Regions from separate parts of the Mus musculus genome. Here region 1 is linked to region 2. A link is a loop called in an ENCODE intact Hi-C map of the cell type or tissue named here. Cell type or tissue: heart. All regions are shown on one strand.

Region 1 (2,500 bases), 74 kb before region 2:
TTGTAGACCAGGCTGGCCTCGAACTCAGAAATCCGCCTGCCTCTGCCTCCCAAGTGCTGGGATTGGCTTACGTTGTTGCACATTTGGCTAGTAGCAGCTCCATCACAAAGTCCATCTGTCTTTTAGACAAATCGCCATCTATATAGAACCCTTATAGGCAATCTAGGTCTTGAGAGGGTGCTCCTAGCTCTCCTTGTACCTCAGCCAGGAAGCAAGGGGAGAGTTCTGCCTATATTGTTCATGAGTGTATTCCTGCTGTATATAGTGTCAAGGTACACAGTAGGCTCACGAGGCATCATTGCTGGGTGAACAGTTATGAGGAGGAATCTGGAAAGGAAGATGTGGCAGCCAGCTTCCATAGGCTGGCTTCCATCCCCTGGCTTGCTTCCCCTCCAAGGTCTGAAAAAGCCATTGCCAGTGGAAGGGGAATCTATGTTCTCTCATTTGCTGTTAGTCTTATTATCCATGTTAATGGTTTGACAGGAGCCCAGGGCTTCCCAATCATGTAGAGCTATAGCCAAGCACACAGTGCACTGGGGAACAAGCTGGCAGCTGAGAACCTGAGACAGCCCAGTCCCTGCCAAAGGCTCTGTTGAACCCCAGCCATGGTGGGCATGCTGCTCTGTGGCAAACGGCAGAGCTCCTGGGGTCCCATGGAGTGTGTGGTTTAGGTTGCCTGAAGCCACTTGTAGTCTCCAGTGTCAGGCAGGACTCACTTGAATATTTTATGAGTATTTCTTTATGAAAGATTTAAAACTCAGTCACATTGGCTAAGAAAAAGCCAGTGATAATCAGATTTCTATTTATGAGGTGTGTGTGTGTGTGTGTGTGTGTGTGTGTGTGTGTATGTGTGTGGTATGTACACGAGTGTTAAAGTATGCATGTCCCTGAAGAGGAAACTGGCTGGTAGGCCTTCTAGTCATCCCTCCTGGCAAACTCTGGTGCCAGTAGAGAACTTGGCAAGTTGTTGCCACTTCACAGTCAAGAGAGGCCTGGCTGGCTCCTGGTCTCCTGTTGCCAGGTCTTCCTCAAGCAACATGAAGCCTTTGCGAAGCGGAACCTTCCCCTTGGGCCACAGCCACACCAGCACTGCCTTCATCCAGCTACTCGGTTTGCCTGGTGGAGGGCTGAGGTCTCCCTTATTCTGCTGCACATGGGTCTTGGGAAGTGGGGGAGGTGGGGATATATGGCCTAACTCTGTAAAAGGAGAAACTGAGGTCCAGAGAAAGGGAAGTGATCCACTCTTCATAGGGCACAGAGGAGAAGTTTAATGATCATAAAAATATTATTCAGTCCACAGTAGAGCTGGCCCAAAAGAATCACATCACCTCTAGGATGATGACACCTGTAAGTGCTGCAACTTCACCTGGGCTGTGCTGGGCTGAACCATGTTGAGCAGGGGACTGAACACCTGGTTAGAATTAGGCAGTGAGAAGTTTTGGTCTGGATGTGAACACTGTAGCTCCTGGGATCTAGTTTGGGAGGAGGTCCCAGTCTCTAATGAGGTCACCCTCCCTACATTTATTGCCCCCATGTTTCCAACCTGCTTCCCTCAGCCAGTTGTCTTGGCAATAGGAACCACCTCTGTGATGTCTTGTTTTCACTCCGCAAGAAGCTGTTAATACATAGCTAAGTGGCTCTGGTCCTGTGCTTCTGGCTGAAGGTAGAGACAGAAGGTAGAGAACCATAAGGTACACCCCACAGGGGGCTGTCACAGCAGTGTTGGGGCCAAGGTATAAGAATGTCCTCAGTTTGCATGCCTGTGAGGTGGGCATGAACCAGCAGCCTCTTCGTAGATGACCAGAGGAGACAGTGAGTTAGTTTGAAGTGCCAGGCACAATGTCTGGCCCATGAGAAGGGCTGTGCCATTGAGAGTTGGTGACAGTCATCATAGGATTTAGTCTTAGAGGTACCTATCATAGGTCTGCTAGCTTGCTGTAGCCTTCTCAGCTGTTCCTTTTATACTATCTGAGGATGGTACCTAGCAGTTCCTCTCAAGTGGACATCTGTTGGGTAGTTACAGTGGGACCTCTGCTGGTCTCACTCCAAGCTGTGCACACGGACAGCAGCTTTCTTTGCGATTCAGACCTGGCATTGTTTAGAACTTGCCTCAGATCACATTCAACTGTTTTGCCGTTGTTTGGTACTTGAACGTATATACTGATTTATTATAGTGCTTTGGAGTCCATCAGGCCAAGGTTGGAACTTTGTGACCTGTTGTGTGCACCCCATGTCTTGTTTCTACTTGGTGACTATAGGTACTTCTCTCCAGTTCTCTGCTCTGTTTCCTCATTGGGTCAGTATTACACACATAGATACTGCTCTGGGCTTCAGAGTGAAGGCTTACAGAGCATACAGGAAAGCTGGCCTTGAAACAGGTTGTTGTTAGTGATGTGAGAGGTCCTGTTCGGGTATCTTAGGATTCCTAGGGTGGAAGGATTTTCCCAAGGTCAGAGATCTGAAGATGTTCTAGCCTCTTGTCTGTTGAAGGGATATGTTC
Region 2 (2,500 bases):
AATCGATGTGTTAACCGATGCCTGGCCCATCTGACATGCTGTAGGTACAGCTTTGCCCTAAAGCCTGGGGAGGGGCTGGAACACGTAAGGTTTTAGCTCCTTTATGCAGAATGACACATGCAGGCACCCCTGTTGCCACTCCCAATTCCAGGTTTGTGTTAGCATCATTAACTGACCCCTGTACACTGTTCTGCAAAATCCTCAATATAGTGAAGTGCACTGCCAATCAGCTGGAATCAGGAAATTGGAAATGGGACCTGTTTGCTGTCATCATGCTAGATGGAGAGTAGGATGGCCACTTGTGTTTACCTCATCTAGGACATCATGGTAGACCATTGCCTGGTCCCAAGAGATAAGGGTGGCAGGCACTCATTCTGGTTTTCAAAAGTTACCATCATGGAGTGAGTGTGCTGTGGAACCAACCAGAGCCTGGGTATCCCATGTTCATGGAGACAGACTCTGCTTCTTGTGACTACTGAGCCAACCAGGTCATTCCCAGGTGTTAATGCATTATAGAGAGGGGCACGTGGGCAAGCAAGAATTGTTTCCTGGAGAAGCAAAGGGGCCTATAGGGGACAGGGAGCAGGGTGATGGAGGCTAGATACTCACAACATACAGTATTTGGGGACACTAAACAGACATATTCCAGGAGGTCCAACCAGTATGGAGTGGCCAGGAAGTCATTCGTGACAGAAATGATTTGATAACCAAATAAAACCTGTGAGAGAATGAGTTTCTGGTCCCGGAGGTGGACAAGGATGGTGGCTGGTCCCACTACAAGAATCAAGGGTCATGTGGAAACTAGATAGTGCAGGGAGGTGTCCTAGGCACACTGCATGCACAAAGCCATCCTGGGATGGGGAGTGGAGGAAGAAGAGGGAACCCCAGTCATGTGGAAGCCACGGGGCTGTAGCTCTGGATGGAGTGATGAGTTCCATGGAAGCTCAGACACAGCCACGTGGGCTTCAGTCCTTGACAAATCCAGGAGGAGAGGTGCCAGGTCTTACTGGGTAATGCCAGCTGATAGTGAGTTTCCTATTTCAGTAGGCTATTGGCAGATCTAGGTGCCTGAGCGTGCCAGAACCAACACTTAGGTTTTGCTGTAACCACAAGGGAAGGCGCAGGGCTGGCTGCCCTCCAGACCCAGTTTTCTCCACTGTTGGCTCTCCATCTGGGGTAAACCGGGAAGGGGTACGGGTGGAGAATCCCTGTTGAAAAGGGATCCCGGCTGTATGTTAGAAGAGCTCGAGTCTGCCCCACTGTGTCTGGAATGCTCGGTGGAATATATATGCTGGGTCATTGGGACAAGAAGGAAGCAGTGTTGTGAGAATAGCTTTAAAGGTGGACTAAAAGACAAGCTAGGCTCTGGCACAAGGCATCAACACCTCCAGGATGACTGTGGTGATGAGACAAATCTCGCAGGTCAGGATATCAAACACCCTCAGTTTAGGCCTCCAAAAAGAACATCTTTTCATTTTTTTTTTTTACCAATTGCAATGTTATAATTCCTAGGATATTGTATTGCTTTTTTAAAGTGGCATTTTGCAAATAATCACAATGCCACTGCTTTTTAGGGCCTGCCATTGTCACTTTAAAGAAACATCTGAACAAGCTCATCTTTAGCAGACAGAGATTTTATATCTTCCTTTTTTTTCTCTCCTTGAACGGCCATTTCTAGCCCACCCACCCCCACAGGGTTTTTTCCTAATGTAATATATTTTTATGCTTGAAAGTCTTTTATTGATCACCGTTTCACACTCATCTGCCACAACAAGAGGTACATAAATTGAAATAGAAATTTCTGGGGGAAAATTTTTTCCCTGGGATCATAAAGCTCTGCATTTAAAAACCTCTTAATTTTTCCCCCAGATTGAGTTGTGATTAGGCTGCAATTTGTCAAGAACAAATTTAGATAAATAGTAAGTGTAAAAATAAAAAATTATCCAAGACACCCTTCTCGGTGAAACAGTTAACGGCTGCCCGTCTTTCTCGATCGGCTCGTGTATCTGTGAATGAGGATTTCTTACGTGTAGAATGAGACCGGGCTTGGCCTTCATTTCATGATGATTTCTATTGTTTGCAGGGAAAGGGCTTGGAGAGCTGGGGTGTGTGAACAGGGAGCCGAAGACCATGGGGTTTGCTTCATGGTGTCACTTGATTCTTTGACTCCTTCCAAGATGTATGCCAAAAAAAAAAAAAAAAAAACCAGGCGAGGTTCTATGTTCTTAATGGCTTCTTCATTTACAGCTCTGTTAGATGTGCGTGTGCGTGTGCGTGTGCGTGTGTGTGTGTGTGTGTGTGTGTGTGTGTGTAGAGGCCATAACACAACCTCAGGTATTCAGGTATCATTCCTCAGGTACCAGCACCCCTCCTCTTTTGGATCCAGGCAGGGTCTCTTGTTGGCCCAGAACTTACCAAGTATAATAACCTGGCTGACCAGCCAGCACCGGGGATCTATCTACTCTGACCTCTGGAGTGCTAGGATTATAAATATACCTCA

The links. Hi-C counts contacts between places; a loop is a spot of excess contacts. Peaks named below come from ENCODE experiments on the same cell type or tissue, not always from the same donor. Only the 100,000 strongest peaks of a DNase experiment are listed, where the experiment ranks them.
Region 1: it touches region 2 in a loop (2.7-fold over the local background); 3 of 42 quality-filtered maps call a loop at or near these places.

What each region holds. Positions count from the first base shown.
Region 1 is chr4:63,009,472-63,011,971 of GRCm38, forward strand. The region is part of intron 1 of Zfp618 (zinc finger protein 618); the gene reads left to right. Among named protein-coding and RNA genes, the nearest start is that of Gm30764, 31 kb to the left of the region's middle. In heart, no CTCF peak of the experiment used is centred here; a DNase peak (open chromatin) is centred at 990.
Region 2 is chr4:63,083,615-63,086,114 of GRCm38, forward strand. All of the region lies in intron 3 of Zfp618 (zinc finger protein 618), which reads left to right. Among named protein-coding and RNA genes, the nearest start is that of Ambp, 69 kb to the right of the region's middle. In heart, a CTCF peak has its summit at 1,271; a DNase peak (open chromatin) is centred at 1,057.